Regions from separate parts of the Homo sapiens genome. Here region 1 is linked to region 2. A link is an interaction called in ENCODE POLR2A ChIA-PET data of the cell type or tissue named here. Cell type or tissue: HepG2. All regions are shown on one strand. Links, peaks and the distances in the headings refer to the core of each region. The heading gives the core; the rest is flanking DNA.

Region 1 (12,935 bases), core at 1,020-9,019, 110 kb after region 2:
CCATGTAGCTTGATGCAGTTTTTTCCCGAGGATGTAGAGAAAGAGGAGTAGAGCCAGGGTGTACTGGGAAATCAAGTTTGCCAGTGCAGAGCCTCTGGAAAGAACAGTCCCAATGAGAGGGAGGTACCTTCCTGCGCCTCTCCCTGCCCAACTCAGTGAGGAGGGGAGACTCATCCCTTCCCGTGCTGTCCTCAGCAGGCCAAGGTCTTCTTCCCAGAGCAGCCTCACCCTCCATCCCTGACAGTGCTTTCCACAGTGTGCAAGAAAGAGACCACGCATGGACACAAGAACCAGCTGAAGAGCCCACTCTTCTCCCTCCTGGAAAAACCACATGCAAGTCATCCCTTCTCCCTGTCCCAAGAGTATGTTGGACTCACATCACCCCAAGATGCAGTTGATGGAGAAACAGATAGTTGGCGAGGGCATTGACAAGGTTGGCTGCAACTCCAGTTACGATCTGGGGCAGTACAATTCCCTGGAAAAAGGACACCGCATGCCATCCTTGAGATCCACAGAATAGGACTGCCTTTCTGCTACCCAAGCACACACAGGCTCCAGCTGGCCTGCTCAGCGGGTATCACAGGCATAGCTGGGGGGCTTAACTGGGGAGGTCATGTCCTTGTTGCTCCTGCCTTTCCACTCTCCCACCCCTTTCTCTTCCTTCTCTCTTTGAGGTATAAAGTGCGGAGTTCTGGCCACAGAGAGACACAGGCAAGATATGTTCAGCAGCAGGGAAGGAAGAAGATAAATGGCTTATTTCCAACAGTGCAAGGACTGGCAGGGGCTAAATGGGTCAACAAGGCACCTTTGACACTGGACGATAGGAGAAAATGAGAATACTTTCTTCACCAAAATAGAAATTCAGAAAATTGACCTAAGATCTTGAAGAAACTAGAGTTTCTTTCTAGAATACGGAAGGGATTCCAACATATCTAACTTTCAAAAGTACAGGACTGGTGAAACATCCAGACTGTTTGGTGTCTCAAAGTAAGACAGGGGTGAAAGTAAAATTACATCAGACCAAGGAAGTAAAACTCTGTCCTGCCCCGCATCCGGATAGAATAGCAGACGCAGATAAAGTCAGTGCAAACGTAAAAGGAAACCTCCTTTCTCCCAAGGTCACGCTGTCCCCATAAAGTGTCATTACTCCCCTAGTGGAATGACGAGTGCTTTCTGACTCACTGAGAAACTTTGTTGTCTAAAATCAGACTGTTCAGAAACATTGCTGTTTGAAATCATTTCAGTAAAAAGAAAACACCCCACTCTCGCGTGGAGGCTCAAAATCATGTTAACACAAAAAAGTAGCCTCAATTTCCAACCCAGGCACAGAGCTTCGTGGGAGCTCCTGGATGTGGCATTTTACATCTGTCCACCCTCAACATCCTTCTTAGCCTTGAGTTTCCAAAGGAGGAGCACCAGGTCCACGTCACAGCCCAGGCCTGATGTTGGGCCCCTCACTCACAGATCTGCTCAGCGCCTATCAAACCATGATTTCGCTTAAATGTCACCTGAACCCCACCCTTCTTCAAACCTTTATAATAACTCTTCTTCCTTTGCTGAGGCATCCCACAGCCTCTCTAGTCTCTCTCACTGCGACAGGCCAATAAACACAACTGCAAACCCACTGGCCTACAGTCCTGTCTCTGGTGGTCTCAGGCTGATGGGGCCAGGACAATGGTCTTGGCCGACAACTTGTGTAGGCCACATATTTATGGGGAGGCCCTGGTTAGTTTGTAGCAAGGGAATTAGTGATCAGATTTACTTTTCAGGCAGATGGCAGTGGATGGAGACAGGTTAAGGTCCTCTGAAATGACACAGAGGACAAATGGCAAGAAATGAATTCAGGGCTGGGCACGGTGGGTCACGCCTGTAATCCCAGCACTTTGGGAGGCCAAGGCGAGTGGATCACCTGAGGTCAGGAGTTTGAGACTAGCCTGGCCAACATGGTAAAACCCCATCTCTACTAAAAATACAAAAACTAGCTGGGCGTGGTGGCACGCGCCTGTAGTCCCAGCTACTTGGGAGGCTGAGGCAGGAGAATCGCTTGAACCTCGGAGGTGGAGGTTGCAGTGAGCCGAGGTCACGTCACTGCACTCTAGCCTGGGCAACAGAGACTCCATCTCAAAAAAAAAAAAAAAAAAGGAAGAAAGAAATGAATTCAGGTGGTGGCATGGAGGATTGGGAGGAGGCAGAAGCTATAGGACCAGGTGACTGACCAGATGTGGGAGGGAAGGAAAGATGGAGTCGAGGATGTGACAGGGACAAAAAGGACAGGTTACTGGGAGCAAAAATGGCTGAGGCCACGGAATTCCACCCATTGCGATGGAATGGAAGGCAGAGGAGCAGGCTCGTGGGAGAACGAGAAGAGGTGGCCAAGCCTGCAACACGCATGCGTCTCCATGTCCAGTGGAGTCACCTTCTCCTCCAAAGCCCTCTTGACTCTCCTACTTGAAAGTCTCCCTTCCCCCGATACCATCTGGCTCTGTTCCCACCCTCCACCCTCTCCGAGGGCATTCACTTTCTCCAAACTCCCAGCTGCTTCTCTTTGGTTCTACACTCAGCTAATGGTTGCCCTGTCTTCCTAGGGAAGGGCCCCAGGACAGAAACTCCTTCCACCCTGGGGGCCCAACAACCCCTGCCATTTCTACAGAACCCACCCATCATCGTATCTCCCACTGCTCCCACAACGCAAACTCTTCATCACAGACCTTCACCATTATTTGTTTGGATCATGTCCATAACTCTCCCCTCTTCCTCTCCCAATTAGTTAATTTCCCAAAACTAAATGCCCCAGCAGAGAACACAAGGCCCTGCGCACGCTGACCCTGGGCCAGCCCGCCTCTCGATGCCATCATCTCACTGCATCCCCTCCCACCGCAGTGGCGTAAAGAGACTCTGCGGGCCCCAGCCCCTAGGAACAGGCTCTGCTGCACCTCTGTCTAGGATCCCCTGCCTTCCTTCCCAACCTTGGAAACTCCACGTGTCCTCTGTAACCAAGTTCAAAGCTCCCAACCCCTCTCAGCTCGTGGCTCCTACTTCCATGCCTTTCCCTGTGCCCCAGAGAACAGGAAAGAAGACTTTCACACTCATTGTCCTCAGCAGGTCACATCAGACCCTGAGGTTAGGGCCACCACAGTGGTTGGGGGACTGAGTCCAGGAGAAGGCCTTGCAGGGTGCTAAGGCATCCATGCTGCCTTAGCAAGGGTCTAGATCAAAAGGAGACAGCCCAAAGCCGGATGAAATGTGTGGGTTTCCTTCTCTCTAGTCTACACCTATTTCTGATATGTCATTCTATGCTAATCGGGATTCTAAATATTCTTGTTTTGTTGATAGAGTAATATCCTGGCCGGATGCAGTGGCTCACACCTGTAAGTCCAGCACTTTTGGAGACTGAGGCAGGAGGATTGCTTGAGGCCAGAAGTTTGAAACCAGCCTGGGCAACATAGCAAGACCCCATATCTACTTTAAAAATTTTGTTCTAATAGAGGAATATCTTAACTTTAAGAACACTGCATAGGTGGGAAACTTCCTTTCTTCCTCCTCCCCTCCTGGCCCTTCCTGTTGCACATGCCTGGAGAGCCCGCCAGTGTGGCCGGGATCCATTGCCGAGTACCCCTGTTTACCTGGACTTATCTGGAAGAATGTAGAGAGTCCCACATATGCTGATTTCATAAATCCACCCCTACCAAGCCATGGCCTTTGGCCCTGACTGTTTAATCACAGAGGAGGAGTTCTGGCTGACGTTAGGTGTCATTAGAGTTTGAGCTCTTACATCCTCAATGAGAAAAGTGGGGCCATTCCGACAGAACAGAGCAGACAGTTTGGTTCCCTCTCTGCCAGACGAGCTGCCCCCAGCCTGCGCTCTGTCTTAGGAGCAAATGGGCATGCACCCTTCTTTCCAGGACGCTGGTTAAAATGCAGAGCCAAGGAACACTGCGGCTCTGAGCCCACCCTGCCAATGACAATATTTCCAAGTGGGAATTGGATAAGAGTTTTCCAGAGCCAAATATAATATGTTCTTTCCTTGACATCACTTAACAAACCTCTTGACATCCAAGTTCTGTGTGCACAACACTGAAAAAATATCTTTCAGTGGCTCCCAGCAGTGAGCTCCCTCCACCCTGGGGTCCCTGGTCCTGGAGTATCTTCAGGGCCCCCATTCCCAGAAAGGTACAAACTCCCATTAGCCTCCCAAAGGAAGAGAACAGTCAGTATTACCTGGTTGAGCAAATATTTAACTTGTAACATATAAAGAAAGGTTGCCTACAAGAGAACAAGAGAGATGAATGTTAATGTTTCAGCCTTGCCACACAGAAGTGAGGTCACACGGCAGGGAGCTAGGAGCCACAGCCAAGGTTCGGCTGCCCTCTGCTCCCGCACGGAGCCACAGAGGCTGTCGTCTCAGGACAGGGCTGGGGCCAGGGTGTTATGGCCCAGGGGCTTCCCACATCTTCTTTATGGGTGCATATGCCCCAAGCATATTCCCTCCATCTGGCAAAAGGAGGTGGAGTTTCCCTGGGTGAATGGCCAGGACTCTTCTGGGGACACTGGCATGGAAAGGAGGCCCCAGGCACACTCCAGATGGGCACCTCCATATAGACTGGTCCTATGTGGTGGAATCATGAAAGACTGTCACATTTACAAGGTTTCAGGATAAGTAAGCGAGCACACTGCCAATTCTGAGGGCAAATGGTGTCCCTAGATCCGTATGTTGAAGCCCTAGTCCCCAGTGTGACTATTTGGAGGTCCTCAAGGGGAGATTAAATTAAAATGAGGTCATTAGGGTGGGGCCCTAATCCAATAGGACTCGTGTCCTCATAAGAAGACAGGGGATACCGGGGGATGAATGCACAGGGGACAACCTGCAGAGGGTGGCCGTCCACAGGCCAAGGAGAGAGGCCGCAGAGGACACCAACCCTGCTGCACCTTGACCTTGGACTTCCAGCTTCCTGAACTGTAAGAAAATAAACTTCTGTTGTTTAAGCTCCCTAGTGTGTGGTATTATATTACGGAAGCCCCTGCAGACTAATTCAGCTACAGCCTCCAGCTGAATAACAAACACTTAGCTCTCAGGCCAGGTGTGGTGGCTCACACATGCAACCCAACACTTCGGGAGGCCAAAGCAGATGGATTGCTTGAACGCAGGAGTTTGAGACCAGCCTGGGAAACATGGTAAAATGCTATCTCTACAAAAAATACAAAAATTAGCTGGGCGTGGTGGTGTGCACCTGTAGTATCGGCTAATCAGGAGGCTGAGGTGGGAGGATCACTTGAGCCAGGGAGGCAGAGGTTGCAATGAGTGAGGACTGTGCCACTGCACTTCAGCCTGGGTGACAGAGTGACACCCTATCTTAGAAAAAAAAAATTAGCAAGACCCTGTCTCTACAAAACTAAAAAATTAGCCAAGTGTGGTGGCATGTGCCTGTAGTTCCAGCAACTCAGGAGGCTGAGGCAGGATGATGGCTTGAGCCCAGGAGGTCAAGGCTGCAGTGAGCTATGACGATCCCACTGTACTTCAGCCTGGGTGATGGAATGAGACCCTGTCTCAAAAACACCAAACAAACAAACAAAAAAACCACTTAGCTCTCATTGTTCATTGGCCACACACTGCTGTGTCAAACATTAACCCATGCTTAAGGTTCTGTGTGGTCAAACGCAGCAGACCAAAAAAAAGTCTAAAGGTTCTAAGTGACACCCTCAGGGGTTCTGAGATGGGTGAGACTTTGCCCTTGTTTACAATAAAAGTTTGCACTCTTCTCCATGGATGATTCTGGAGGTCTCTCCAGCTCTACTCCAGACGTCCTGGAGTAGCCTCAATCTTGGTGTTCCTTGAGATGAACATCTGTTGTGTCCTTAACAGGCATAAATAAAAACAGGCTTCCTTGAAGGCACCAACACCACAGATAAGAATCATCTAAGACTGAGCCAATACACTGAGCTCACAGATATGGTGGCTACCTTTCACCCACGGACCCCAAGAAGGGAATCTCTTAGCCCTTGAGCACTTACAGGAAGAGCTGGAATGAAGATCGTGACATAGGTCTGGGTAAGCCTAAATAACGAAAAGAAAAAGAAAACAAAAACTGTGATGGAGGCCTCTGTTTCCAGGGAAAGTTAGGCAGAAGAAAATAACTAAAACTGCCTTTTCCATTCTTGGCTGTTTCCAGATTAATGGGCTTAAGTTGCTGGAGCAGGCCGGGCGCGGTGGCTCACGCCTGTAATCCCAGCCTGTAATCCCGAGGCAAGCAGTTCATGAGCTGAGGAGTTCGAGACCAGCCTGGCTAACATAGTAAAACCCCGTCTCTACTAAAAATACAAATATTAACCAAGTGTGGTGGCGGCCACCTGTAATCCCAGCCACTTGGGAGGCTGCGGCAGGAGAATCTTTTGAACCCAGGAGGCGGAGGTTACAGTGAGCTGAGATCACACCATTGCACTCCAGCCTGGGCAACAGGGCGAGACTCCATCTCAAAAAAAAAAACAAAACTGCGGAGCAAATGTGAAAATTTACATATAGAGCTTGTCATCTTATAACCCTGATAACCTTTCTTGATTATTTTATATCTTTATGTCTAGGACAGGGTTTTTCAACCTCAGCACTATGGCCAGGTAATTCTCCACCTGTTGTGTGGTGCTGTCCCGAGCACTGCAGGATGTTCCACAGCCTCCTGCCTTCTACCAGGAGCACCCTCCTACTGCCAGCTGTGATAACCAGAAATGTCTTCAGACATTGTCAAACGTCTCCTGGGTTCAGAGCCGCTGGTCTAGATAAGAGCTTTAAAAGCTCTTACCCAATTAAATCAGTGGGTCTCAAACTTGACAGCACAGTAGAATCACCTAGGGTGCTTTGAAAGATACCGATACCCAGGCCTCACCACAGACCAATTAAAAGAGAATCCTGGCCGGGCATGGTGGCTCATGCACTTTGGGAGGCCGAGGCGACAGATCCCGTGAGGTCAGGAGTTTGAGGCCAGCCTCGCCAACATGATTGAAACCCCGTCTCTACTAAAAGTACAAAAATTAGCCAGGCGTGGTAGTAGGTGCCTGTAATCTCAGCTACTCGGGAGCCTGAGGCAGGAGAATTGCTTGAACCCAGGAGGCAGAGGTTGCAGCGAGCCAAGATCGCACCACTGCATTCCAGTCTGGGGGACGGAGTGAGACTTGGTCTCAAAAAAAAAAAAAAAAAAGAAAAATCTTGGGTGGTAGGGAGCAGGGGCACAGGTGGGTTTGAAAGCACCCAGGTGATTTTAATATCAACGAAGGTCAAGAATAACTAAACTTTGAGCAAACGTCACAAACTACCATCCCACATGGAGGGTGCTTGCAAATCTATTTTCATTTAAAACTCTTAACCATGCAAGTCACCCAGGAGGCGAGGGGGAGTACATCTCAGATGCCAGGTGTGGAAAGTACTAAGACCTAGGAGACGTCAGCCAAGGAGAGATGAGCACCACCTTGGTGTGCAGCCTTGTCCCTGGCCCTGGCTGCACCCAGACAGGATAATCTTTCCGTGGGATGGACGCCAAGTCCCGCTGCGACAGGTTCCATCTTACCTGGACACATCTGGGTCCTGCCTGAAGAGCAGCAGGATGTGCTGGGTGTTGAGAAAGAGCGCCCAGCAGGGGAAGCAGCAGAGGAGCAGGACGAGCGCACTCCGCTGCAGGATCACGCCCACGTGCTTCAGGTTCTGGCTCCCGTACGTCTGGGGTGCACACAGCCAAAATGAGCCCATTAGCACAGACCCAGCACACCAGCTGTCCCCTAAAAGCCTTCAATTGTGCCACACAAAGAAGCAGGTTGGCTGGATAAGGTGGCTCACGCCTGTAATCCCAGCTACTCAGGAGGCTGAGGCAGGAGAATCGCTTGAACCTGGGAGGCAGAGGTTGCAGTGAGCCGAGATCACGCCACTGCACTCCAGCCTGGGGGACACAGCAAGACTCTGTCTCAAAAAAAAAAAAAAAAAAAAAAAAGAAGCCCATGGCCCTAGACACTTTGCCCCAGTGTTTAGGTAGGAGAAGGATGGTGTGAAAGATGCTTCTCAAACTCAGCTTCCAGTAGCATCACCAGGGGAACATTTTCAAAACTCTCACTAATGATATTCTGGACTTAATTCACACAGGGCAGGATTCAGAGATCCGTACCTTTTTTTAAAAAAAAATTATATTTAAAACAATTTCTTTTGCAGAGGTAAACAATCTGAAATTCACACTTCATTTATTTTTAGAGACTGGAAAAAAATTTTTTTAGGGAGGCAAAGTTTGCAGTGAGCCGAGATTGTGCCACTGCACTCCAGCCTGGGTGACAGAGCCAGAGTCCATCTCAAAAAAAAAAAAAAAAAAGCCAGGCTGGGCATTGTGGCTCATGCCTATAATCCCAACATGTTGGGAGGCTGAGGTAGGAGGATTGCTTGAGCCCAGGAGTTCGAGACCAGCCTGTGCAACATGGCAAAACCCTATCTCTACAAAAAATTAGCTGGGTGTAGTGGCACATGCCTGTAATACCAGGTACTTGAGAGGCTGAGGCAAGAGGATCGCTGGAGCTCAGGAGTTCGAGGCTGCCGTGAGCAGTGGGTGTGCCACTGCAGCCCAGCCTGGGCGATAGAGCAAGACTCTGTCTCCAAACAAAACAAGCCAAATTTTGTACATCTTTTCAAGTCGTGCACATCTCTTCCAGCTCCAGGTTCAGTGACATCTCTGGTAATCTGAAATTAACCAGAGGAAATACTTACGCCCCTGGAACTGGCAAACACTGCCAGTCATGTGTTTCCCTCCTTCCCCTTTCACCCAAGGCCTGGTTGCTGAACATTTACCAGCCTGCCACTGGGTGGGGCCAGGCAAGCTGGGTTTTAACAAGCTCTCCAAGCTCAATCAATGCACGCTCAATTCTGAGAACCACAGAACTATACCAAATTCAAACGTGGGGAGCAATAGAAGGGAATTTTACAAAATGTCCCCTATTTGATCAAAATATAGGGTAAGGCAGTTGTGCAGACAAAAACTAGTTGACAAGGCTGAAAGAAACCTAGTGACATTTCAAAGAAAGCAGGCCAGGAGAAGAGGAGTTGCTGGCTGATAGGTGCTGCAAGTGCTGGCTGCTGAACTCTTCCTGCCAGTGGAGCTCTTCCATCTACACTTGAGAAAAGATGTTTGAGGTCACTGTGAGCGTGTGACCACTTCCATTTACCTGGGAGATGAGGGTGTCACAGGCAGAAGATAAGCCGAATCCCACTGAGACACCAGTGACATTGATAACCTGCAAATAAACCCAAAGATAAGGCCCTATAGAGTTAAAGGAGGAAAGGAAGACAAAATCCCTGTGTGTATTGATAAGAGCCTGCAAAGCTCCTCCTTCAGCATTCACAAGTCAATTTTACCAACTTTGTTAGCTGCCTGGACCCCACTCATACTGAAGCCATTCTCACAGGTTTAACAAGAATTCTGGACAGAACTATAATATATATATTTTTTGAGACAGAGTTTAGCTCTGTTGCCCAGGCTGGAGTGCAGTGGCGCGATCTCGGCTCACTGCAACCTCCACCTCCTGGGTTCAAGTGATTCTCCTGCTTCAGCCTCCCGAGTAGCTGGGACTACAGGAGTGCGCTACCATGACCGGCTAATTTTTGTATTTTTAGTAAAGACGGGGTTTCACCATGTTGGCCAGGATGGTTTGATCTCTTGACCTCGTGATCCACCCGCCTCCGCCTCCCAAAGTGCTGGGATTACAGGTGTGAGCCACAGCGCGCGGCCTAGAACTATAGTATTAATCAGGCTGCACTTTGACCCACTTCCTTATAACTGAAAGTCATGTGGCACCAGACACTGGCCATGTACATCCCCACTGTTCCTACAGATGGGATTTCTGGTGTTACAATGATAAGGCTATTGTTTAAGAATTGTTGGCCAGGTGTGGTGGTTTATGCCTGTAATCCCAGCACTTTGGGAAGCCAAGGTGGGAGGATCGTTTGAGCCCAGGAGTTTGAGACCAGTCTAGGCAGCATGATGAAAACTCGTCCCTACAAAAGTACAAAAACTAGCAGGCATGGTGGCATGCTCCTGTAGTCCCAGCTATTTCCAGAGGCTGAGGTGGGACGATCACTTGATCCCAAGAAGCAGAGGTTACAGTGAACTGAGATTGCACCACTGCACTCTAGCCTGGGCAATGGAGTGAGACCCTGTCTCAAAAAAAAAAAATTTCTGGCCGAGCATAGTGGCTCACGCCTGTAATCCCAGCACTTTGGGAGGCCGAGGTGGGCGGATCACGAGGTCAGGCGTTTGAGACCAGCCTGACCAATATGGTGAAACCCAGTCTCTACTAAAATACAAAAATTAGCCCAGCATAGTGGCGGGCGCCTGTATTCCCAGCTACTCAGGAGGCTGAGGCAGGAGAATCACTTGAACCCGGGAAGCGGAAGTTGCAGTGAACTGAGATCGTGCCACTGCACTCCAGCCTGGGCAACAGAACAAGACTCCATCTCAAAAAAAAAAAAATTTTTTATTAAGCAGAGCCTGAATTCCAGTGAAACATCTGACACCAACCAGTTTGCAGACCCACAAGGAGGAACTGAATCAGCATGAGAACACAGTTTCTTCATCTCCCTGTCCCATGACTTCATGCTGCACTCTTCAACCAATCAACAATCACACTTCAGCCCATTCGAAAATCCTTAAACACCCTGCCCCAAACTCCTCAGAGAGACTGATTTGAGGTGTCCTCATTCAGTGGCCTTACAATTAAACCTCTTTCACTGTTGCAACCTGCCATCTCAGATTATTGACTTGTGACAAGCAAGTTGACAAGCCTATTACGGTTACAAGATCTTGGATGGGTAAGGACATGTACAAGTTTGGAAGGGGAAAAGCCTAGGCTAGAGGTGATTACCCAGGCTTTCTCTTTTAAAAAGTCACTTTGCTCTCCAATTTCGGGTATCAGGGACACTTCTTCCGGGAATGCAATGGCACAGTAACACAGAAAAGTCCGCCTGCTGGAGACCTAGCATGGCCTGCGTCCGTACCCTGGGGGGCACTGGGAGTGCAGAGGCGGTCTGAAGTCCGGACTAGTGCCAGAGGCTTTCCAGGTGTGCTCGCCTTCACCAGGGTCAGCAGCAAACCCTGAAGTTTCGAGGAGCCTAGAGCAGTGCCCCCCAAACCAGGGAGTGGTATCACAGGATGTCTGATGTGCTCCCCATCTGGAACCTGGTACCTCCACTTGACTCTACAGCAGGGAACCTGTGGACAACAGCCCAAACTGCACCCAGCCTGGAAGCACTGACTTTGATAAGTCCTTGGCCACATCCTGTAATTCCTTGGCCAAAGAGAATCTGCTGAGGCTTGCTAAGTGCATTTCTGTCTTCTCCTCTATTGCAAATACAATACTTAAAAACAAAATGGATAATTAAGCCTGGGATTGTCCATGTTGCCCGCTAAAGCCAAAATAAAATAAGCCATGCTGGGTGCAGTGGCTCACGCCTGTAATCCCAGCACTTCAGGAAGCTGAGGAGGGCAGATCACGAGGTCAGGAGTTCAAGACCCACCTGACCAACATGGTGAAACCCCATCTCTACTAAAAATACAAAAAATTAGCTGGGTGTGGTGGCATGTGCCTGTAATCCCAGGCTGAGGCTGGAGAATCATTTGAACCCGGGAGGTGGAGTTTGCAGTGAGCCAAGATGGCACCACTGCACTCCAGACCGGGCGACAGAGCGAGACTCCATCTCAAAATAAATAATTAAATAAAATAAAATAAGCCATATATACTCATAGCTAGCTCCACATATACTTGGTGACTAGTTCCCAGGCGTTTCGCGTAGTTCATGGATAGCAAACTCAAATGCCTGGCGAGACCAGGCAGATCAAGTGAAATTGTGTCTCCGTCAGGGCAGGAGGAAAGGGGAACATACACCTGCCCGAGAGCCACTGAATCCACTTTTCTAGAAACAACCTAACTAGACAAACCAAACCCTTTGTTCTTACATGGCCAGCTGACAATTCCTGGCTGAGATTGATGACATGTCTCTGGTTTTGGGGGTTTGCATCTATTATACAGAGAGGATTTGCAGTTCCTCCCAATTTTAAGTTTGGACACAAAGATCTAGATTTTTACCTTCCAGACCCATTTCTAGATTAGGACTCTCAGTAAGACAGACAACTGAGGAGTGGGCATGGGGGGGAGTCAGTTCCTCTGAGGAAGTCAGACTGAACTCCCCTTTTACTGTTCCCCTCCCCCAACTGTGGGACCAAGAGTGGGAACGAGTTCCATGGATTAGAAATAAGATGATGTAGGCCGGGCGCAGTGGCTCACACCTGTAATCCCAGCACTTTGGGAGGCCGAGGCGGGTGGATCACCTGAGGTCAAGAGTTCAAGACCAGCCTGACCAACATGGTGAAACCCCGTCTCTACTAAAAATACAAAAATTAGCCAGACATGGTGGCAGGCACCTGTAGTACCAGCTACTCAGGAGGCTGAGACAGGAGAATTGCTTGAACCCAGGAATCGGAGGTTGCAGTGAGCCGAGATTACACCACTGCACTCCAGCCTGGGTGACGGAGCAAGACTCCGTCTGAAAAAAAAAAAAAAGAAAAGAAATAAGATGATGTGAGGCTGGGCACGGTGGCTCATACCTGTAATCCCAGCACTTTCGGAGGCCAAGGCAGGTGGATTGCTTGAACTCAGGACTTTGAGACCAGCCTGGGCAACATGGTGAAACCCCATCTCTACTAAAAATACAAATATTAACCAAGTGTGGTGGCGCACGCCTGTAACCCCAGCTACTCAGGAGTCTGAGGCAGGAGAATCGCTTGAACCTGGGAGGCAGAGGTTGCAGTGAGCCGAGATCGCACCATTGCACTCCAGCCTGGGTAACAGCGCGAGACTTCATCTCAAAAAAAAAAAAAACAACAAAATAAAATAAAATAAAATAAATGAGAAGATGTGATAGA
Region 2 (8,204 bases), core at 1-8,000:
TAAGACTCACCCACTCCTCCAAATGGGAAAGAGTTGAGCGTGAAGTGCATAATGACGTCATTGCCTGTGACACCTCCACTGGATGTCTCATCAATCATCCGTTTGATGAGCTGAGGACAGACCAAAGGTGTCCAGGTCAGTGAAGTTGCCCCTTAGGGAACACTCATGGCCCCACCACACAGAGGGCTGTGTGCTCAGTTATGTGCTCAAAGCATGCACATTCTGGCTTTGTGTCAGTGAAAATTCTCGAGTTTGGGGACACCATGCCAGATAGACAAACAATCTCAACTGGTTAATTTAGCAAAGTGACTGATACCCAACTTCTCAGACACACATCTAGTGCACAAAAGGAGGCAGCTCCAAACCTCTGGGCCTACTCAGCCACAACCTGGAGTTGTACTCCCCAACACAGCAGCAAAAGACTCTTTAAAAGGGGACAGCTTAGACTATATTCCAGCTTTAAAAACTGTTATTATTTCTTTCTTATCTCTGCTTTAAATTATAACACATGATTAATAGGTATTATTTAGTCTTTATGAAATGTAAAAATATTTAAGACTTTAGATTTAGCATCCTATTTTTTAAGAAATAAATGGTTGTTTGGCCTAAGGCTCAGAAAAGCACAAGAACACTTGACTAGTAAACGTCATTTACCCTTGGGTGCCAGCAAGCCCTTGACAATTGTTCATGGCAAACGTCAAGTCTGGACTATAGTGACCTCGGGTGACCCACTGCTGGGAAGTGCTCCACACCTGACTTATACCCTGGCCAGCCTACTTTCGGCTTCAGGGTTCCTTCCTGCCCACATTATCCATGGTTTTAAATGTCAAACCATTGTTTTGTTAATAACCCAGTCTTTACTGAGCCCCACACATTTGGTCTCACTTCAAATACCTGTAGCTATCTGTATCTCAATAGTCTCACAAGCTCCAAAAGCTGTCACATGACTATCTATACATTACCATCAGAAGCTCTCCAGAAAACATTTGGGCCATGGTCTCTTAGTAGCGGCTGGTCACCTAGTGACATGAATGAGTGAGCCATGCAGAAAGTGGCAGAACTGCTCAACCAGGTGATGCAGTTCCACCACTCTAACAAGAAGCTAGCGTCATGTTAGAAACTAAAATCCATCATATCACAACCATTTATGTGACAGTGTCGGGGTCTTTGTCCCACACAGTGGGTGTGAATGCCATTTTGTGCAGGCTGTTATTCAGCAATGCCCTGTGGATTAACATCAGAAAAGCATTTAATGCTGGCACATATAAGTCTTCCAATTATACAGGAGATGTTTGTGAATCAAAAACCTTGTGACACTCAACCCTGCAGACTCAGATCTAACCCGAGGGAGGAGGGGAATGGATGCTGTGATAACCCCAGAGTCTCATTAACCAAGACAGCAACCTCGGAACACAACCTCACTTAGTGGATGGACTCTGACATGACACAAAAGAAACCATCATTGTTTCACATTGTTTTTTGCATTGTTTTACAGCAAAGAAGGAACATGACTCTTGACAGTTGCTTATGCTAACTAGCTGTTCTCTCTAAAGCTTACCTTATGGTTATGCGAAAATACATAAAGAGCCAGAGGCTTTTCACGTTCATTTATGAAATTTATGGCCTCATCTACATTTTTCACAGGCACTATTGGAAGAATTGGTCCAAAAATTTCTTCTTGCATCACCTTGGTTTTAGGATCAACATCGGTAAGTACTGTTGGGGCTAAAAAGAAAATAAACAAAATGAAAATGCTTATTAGACAAAAATGCACAACTCTCATATTACATCTCTTTCATTGGGTCACTTATCCATGCCTTTCCCTCTCCCACCCAAGTCATATCTATTGAAAAATCCTGAGCACGTGGATGAACTGTGCACATACTCAATGTCTCCAAAGCCTGTGAATCACAACCCTGCGGATACTTGTGCAAACCAAGGGAACGATACACACTCAAATATATCTTTTTCACATTGAACCCTGTTCACAGCCATGCATGTATTTAACTGTAGATTATACTTAACATTTTTCTGTGGACAGGTTTTTTTTTTGAGATGGAGTTTCGCCCTTGTTGCCCAGGCTGGAGTGCAATGGTGCCATCTCGGCTCACTGCAACCTCCGCCTCTGGAGTTCAAGTGATTCTCCTGTCTCAGCCTCCCGAGTAGCTGGGATTACAGGCATGCACCACCACGCCCGGCTAGTTTTGTATTTTTAGTAGAGATGAGGTTTCTCCATGTTGGGTCAGGCTGGTCTCGAATGGACAGGTCTTTCTAGGAGCAAAGACAGCTCCTCTGTGAATCAAATCAATACTATTTTTCTTAACTCGAGTGCTTTCATATATATGATCTCATTAACCTTTATTATAACTCTGTTAGACAGATTAAGAAAACAGACTTAAATGGTCAAAATTCCCTAAACCTTAGTCCACTGTTCCATCTACCATGGGGAAGAGGCACAAGAAAGGAGGGTGAAACAGATGCTGGGGAGGCTAGACAAAGTGTCCCAGCATCTGCTGCCAATGTAAGTCACCAACTAGCAGTACTCCAAAAGATGCTGTAAGTAAGAAACTGGCTCGTCAACCAAAAGAGAAGTCATCTGACAATAACAAGTTGGCACTTTTCCTTTACCCCCAGTTTCTAATAGGTTATCTTGGCAATGTGGCTGGGGACAGCTTCTTGCAGCACCACTTCCAGGGGGTATATAAACTGCCACTCCAAATCCATTGCCCACATCTTCCTCAGGTCAGAGAAACAATTTGGGCTGAGTGTCTACTTCCTCTGCATAGCCATGCTCAGGTAAGATGATCCCAGCTCGAAGTCAGGGGAAAGTCCTAATTAGTCTATAAGCTAATCAGGATAGCCCCTTCCTCTTACCATTCATTAGCCTAGAAATAGGCAATGTGGACATGCTGAGGATGGGAGAACAGAGAGGTGAAACAAGTAGAGTCTGTTTTCTCTTTTTTCTACAGATGTATTCCCCAATTCAATCTGGGCTGCCACCAAGAGAGATAGAAGGCACAAGGATTGTTTTCTTTTGCATCCTAGTACAAAGAATCAGGGTTTTTTGATGGTACCACGGGGCCACTGAATTATCTAGCTCAGGAGAACCTCGGGACTGCTAATTATAAGAGAATCAATTCTGCTTATTATTTCATTTTTAAGTTTTTTTTTTTAAAGTTGATTTTTTTTTTTTTGGTGACTTATAGCATCTTATCTGATAAAGGGGATAAGTAAAGCTAGGTGGTGCAGCTTCTTTGCCAGCAAAATGTGTCTAATTTTTCTGTCACCTTATATGTTACTGTAGAAAAATGTGCTTAACATTCAAAGTAATACATATTCAAGGCAAAGAAGAAAAAGCACAAAGAAGGTACACAAATAATAAGGTCAAGCATGATGGACCAAAACATTATTTCTGGAATGGTACCGTCACTGGTTAATTGTGGAATAGTGGCCAAGCTATTTCCTTCTTTGTGCTGTTTTCCCATCCACAAACTACAGATAATTACATCAAGTTCTATTCTGCTTCTCAGGATTGTTAGGAGGAAAAAAGGAGTTATGTGTAAATATGAACAACTGGAGCAACGCTGGTGGCATCATTCAATACACAGAAACACAGACATTTTAAATAGTTTATAACAAAAGCTACAGGTACAGTATACCAGAAAGCAGGATTTAGTACTTTAACAATTAAATGCTATATATTTAATAGTTTATCTAGTGTTAATAAGTAGTGTCAGCAAAAACTGCCAAATTGCCATCTTCCCATAGGAAAAGGAGAATTTCCATTACCTATGTAGCGTGTGGCCTCATCAGTCTCCCCACCAAAAGCTATCTTTTGTCCTTCAAGCAAACTTAGTATCCTCTTAAAATGACGAAGATTGATGATCCTTTCATAATCAGGAGACTCTTTTATATTTTCTCCATAAAATTCCTATTTAAAACAACAGGAGTATATAAATGTCACAAAGACCCACAATTCAATTTCAGTAAGTACAAAATCCAGCCATGCCCCAAAATCAATCTGGTTTTATATCCTCACAGAATCTAACACCCCACCCCTCAAGTAATTTAACAGTAGTATGATAGTAGCAAGTTTCAGCTTTTTGGCAGGTCGAGGACCAGAAAATAAAGCATGCACACACACAGAGATCTGTCATTGTCCATAGTTCCAAAGGTTCTTATGGATCTCTTAGAGTCCACCCACAGGCCTTCACCTCCTGGGGCTGACAGTGGGAGCAGGCTGGGGAAAGAAGTCTTGCTCTGCATCAGAGTTGCCTATTTGTTAGCACATTGGCTGTGCCTGCTTTCCCCCTACAGTAAGTTCGGTAGTTACAGCAGAGACCCTAACATCTGCAAAGCCTGAAATATTTACCATCTAGCCCTTTACAGAAACCATTTGCCAATCTTTGCTCCACTTTGTTGTTTTGGTCTTCTTTGAACTGGTATTTCCACCACTTACACATGATGGTGAAACCACCCGAAGGATCAAAATACAGCTTTGGTAAATTACCAAGGTAAAAGAACGTCAATAATCATACAATCAATATTTACTTAGTAAAACAAACAAAATTACTGAATTGCTGCATCACTTCAAAGCCTTGTGAGAGTTCCCAATTTCATCCCAAATCAAAATGAACATTGTTCATCCAACCTCTACCAAGAGCAATTCTCAAGTCTGGGTGGTCGGAATCACTGGTGCAGCTTGCTAAAATGCATGTGCCTGGGCTCTGACTCGAGAGTCACCAACAGTAGTTTTCAATGCTGAATGCATCATAGAATCACCTGGAGGCCTCAGACGAGCTGAATCTTTGGAGGGTAAGGCTTGCAAACTTGTTTTTAAATGGCTCACTAGGGTAACATGTAGCTTGAGAACCACTGTGTTAAGAGTATAAATGCCTCAAAGGGAGGCAGAGGCCCTTATTCCTTTGAAATTGAATTCATCACCACACTCAACTAAGCATTCTCCAATTCCCAAATATTTTCAATCTCACAAGTATCTTTAACCACTCTCTCTTCCCACATACCCTGAATCTGGGCAACTCTCCCTTCATGTGCTCATCTGGATCCATTTTTAGTCCTATGACTAAAAATGATAGTCCAATTTCCATGTCAAGACCCTAGCACCTCATCCCCCAAGTTACTCTGCCTGGAACACATAGTGAACTATTGTCCTGAACTTCCTGGTACATAATTTTCTCTTTTTTTTTTTTTTTTGAGACAGGGTCTCACTCTGTCACCCAGGCTGGAGTCCAGTGGCACATTCTTGGCTCACTGCAGCCTCCGCCTCCCAGGAGGATCAAGCGATCCTCCTACCTCAGCCTGCCAAGTAGCTGGGACCACACGTACACGCCGGTACACCTGAATTTTTGTATTTCTTGTAGCGACAAGATTTTGCTACGTTGCCCAGCTGGTCTTGAATTCCTGGCCTCAAGTGATCTGTCTGCCTTGGCCTTCCAAAGTGCTGGGATTACAGGAGTGAGCCACTGTGCCCAGCCAATTTTCTCTTTTTTTGTTTTTTTGAGACAGAGTCTTATGCTGTCACTCAGGCTGGAGCACAGTGATGCAATAATGGCTCATTGCAGCCTTGAACTCCTGGGCTCAAGTGATCCTTCTGGCTTCAGCCTCCTGAGTAGCTGGGACTACAGGCATGTGCCACCATACCCAGCTAACCTTTTTTTCTTTTGTAGACACAGGGTCTCATTATGTTGACCAGGCTGGTTTTGAACTCCTGGGCTCAAGCGATCTTCCCACCTTAGCCTCCCAAAGTGCTCGGATTACAGGAGTGAACCACCACAACGGCGACAATTTTCATATCTTTTTTTCTTTTGAGATAAAATCTCATTCCGTTACCCAGGCTGGAGTGCAGTAGCATGATCTTGGCTCACTGCAAGCTCCACCTCCCGGGTTCAAGCAATTCTTGTGCCTCAGCCTCCCAAGTAGCTAGAATTATAGGTGCGTGCCACCATGCCCGGCTAATTTTTGTAATTTTAGTAGAGATGGGTTTTGCCATGTTGGCCAAACTGGTCTCTAACTCCTCACCTCAAGTGATCAACCTGTCTTGGCCTCCCAAAGTGCTGGGATTACAGGCGTGAGCCACCATGTCTGGCCAACAATTTTCATTTTCAGATCACATGCATTACTCTTTGGTGTTTTTGATCCTTCCTTTTAGTGCTCAATTAACATCTGTCGAGTAAACAGTGACTGCTCCAATAATTTCTTTCATCTGAGGGGTTAATGATCCTCACCCACTGCTGAACTCAGTCACACTGGTCATTTGGTCATCCCATTCTTCTTTTTTTTTTTTTTTTTAAAGACAGAGTCTTGCTCTGTCGCCCAGGCTGGAGTGCAGTGGCGTGATCTTGGCTCACTGCAACCTTTGCCTCCCGGGTTCAAGCGATTCTTGCCAGGGTTCAAGCAAATCTCGTGCCTTAGCCTCCTGAGTAGCTGGAATTACAGACATGCACCACCATCCCCGGCTGATTTTTTTGTATTTTTAGTAGAGACAGGGTTTCACCATATTGGCCAGGCTGGTCTTGAACTTCTGACCTCAAGTGATCTGCCCCCCTAGGCCCCCCAAAGTGCTGGGATTACAGGCATAAGCCACCGTGCCCAGCCCCCATTCCTTTCTACCAACTTAAATCCTATATTTCTTCAAGTCTTGGCTTAGGACTCTACATGCAGTCTTCCTTGGTTCCCTCACTGCAAATATTTACTTTAAACACGCTGAAAGATTGTTAATTATATAAAGGGTATACTGTAAGTAGTTATTTAATTAAGTCACTCCTCCAAACTACTGGCCACCCTAGGCCCTCTACATACACAAAAACTGATAACCTTCAGCAGCAATGGCCAATATGCCAAAGAGTCTCTCTGATTATACCTAAAGGGTTGGCAACATTCCCTCAAAACCACGGACACACGATTATTTAACTTTTTTAAAAAAAGTATATGCCACAACTAATCATCAACAAATCAACTAGACAGTTTAAGTAGATTTAACACCAATGCAACCTTGCTCCCAGCATATATTCTATGGTACACATAGCATTTTCATATTAGTCAATAAGTTCACTGAGTCACATATGATTTTGAAATTTTCCTGAAGGGAGAAACAAATGGGGATGCTGCCTGCGAATAGTTAATTTGACTCCTTATCTTATTAAAATCAGTGGAATCAGATGTTTTTAATACAAACCTTCACTGTTTCCTTAATCTTCCATACAATTTGATTTTGGAGGGATGCTTCACAGAGAATATAGTCGGGTGCAATGCAGGTTTGGCCACAATTCATGTATTTTCCCCAGGTTATGCGTCTGAGGGGAAAACATCCAGAACAGCTATATAATTCAGTAATTCAGTCAAATATTCATTTGTTACATTGTGTTGTTTGAATGTCTTGCAACTAAAATAGATTCATATATTTATCTGGCAATTTTTATAAAAAAGTTAAAAACTCATTTCTAAATCAGTTGTTTGGAACTTAGAAAGTATTTTCCAAATGAGGTGGAATATTTTACATAGCAGGGAAGTTCTCAGGCCAGCTCACGGCAAACAGTACTTGGTAAACAGTGAAGCCATTGCCTGCTGCAGGAAAAGAGGAGAAACAGCCTCCCAATGTCCTTTCCCCTCTTCCAGTCCAGCCAAAGGAAAGTCCTGGATGACCAGAGTTCGGTACAGACTCTCCTGGTTGTGGCTTTTGGCTCTGCCTGCAAGATGTTCAGGTATAAAGCAGGATGTCAGCCAGCCTCCAAGGCCATCCTCCTCTTTGTGGAGCCCTGCCCCACTTGGGAAGACCTTTCCTATGCATGGGCAGAAACCCATGCCCTAAACATTCACTAACTGAGGGTGTCTGGTTTTGACAAATGGATTTCTACTTAGGAAGCCAACCTGGAACCCTGACCTGGAATCTCTGAAGGGCAGAGAAAGCCACACCACCCAGAGCACAGAGTCAGTTCTATGATTTGGCACTTCTTAGTAGCTAAACCGGATTTAGCAGAGAGAACCTGAAACCTCTTATTTTCTAATTTTCAGATGCAAGATGTTATTCACAGTTAAAAAATGAGGAACACTTGTTTTGCCCACAAAGGATCTCAGTTAAGATATCAGCATAATACCCTCTCAAATGGGCATTTAAAGATTTTATTAGGCACACACAATACTTTGGATTATGTACTTCACAGATCACTGGCCAGAAGAACGTTAAA

Evidence for each region. Peaks named below come from ENCODE experiments on the same cell type or tissue, not always from the same donor. Only the 100,000 strongest peaks of a DNase experiment are listed, where the experiment ranks them.
Region 1: POLR2A ChIA-PET joins it to region 2 with 12 read pairs; 3 of 35 experiments call an interaction of 5 or more read pairs at or near these places.

What each region holds. Positions count from the first base shown.
Region 1 is chr17:19,542,752-19,555,686 of GRCh38, reverse strand. It overlaps SLC47A1 (solute carrier family 47 member 1), which reads right to left. Exons shown (of 17, transcript NM_018242.3): 3 at 9,184-9,252; 4 at 7,554-7,702; 5 at 6,010-6,052; 6 at 4,219-4,263; 7 at 378-475; 8 at 1-94. Among named protein-coding and RNA genes, the nearest start is that of SNORA59B, 8.3 kb to the left of the region's middle. RefSeq lists enhancers at 2,359-2,859, 2,860-3,360. In HepG2, for the core only: a CTCF peak has its summit at 8,813 (motif pointing right); DNase peaks (open chromatin) are centred at 1,124, 3,706, 4,286 and 5,596.
Region 2 is chr17:19,656,854-19,665,057 of GRCh38, reverse strand. It overlaps ALDH3A2 (aldehyde dehydrogenase 3 family member A2), which reads right to left. Exons shown (of 10, transcript NM_000382.3): 5 at 7,196-7,313; 6 at 3,790-3,931; 7 at 1,559-1,725; 8 at 11-110. It also overlaps the pseudogene LOC124900397. Among named protein-coding and RNA genes, the nearest start is that of ALDH3A2, 12 kb to the right of the region's middle. RefSeq lists an enhancer at 609-1,110. In HepG2, for the core only: no CTCF peak of the experiment used is centred there; DNase peaks (open chromatin) are centred at 4,507, 5,167, 5,597 and 7,597.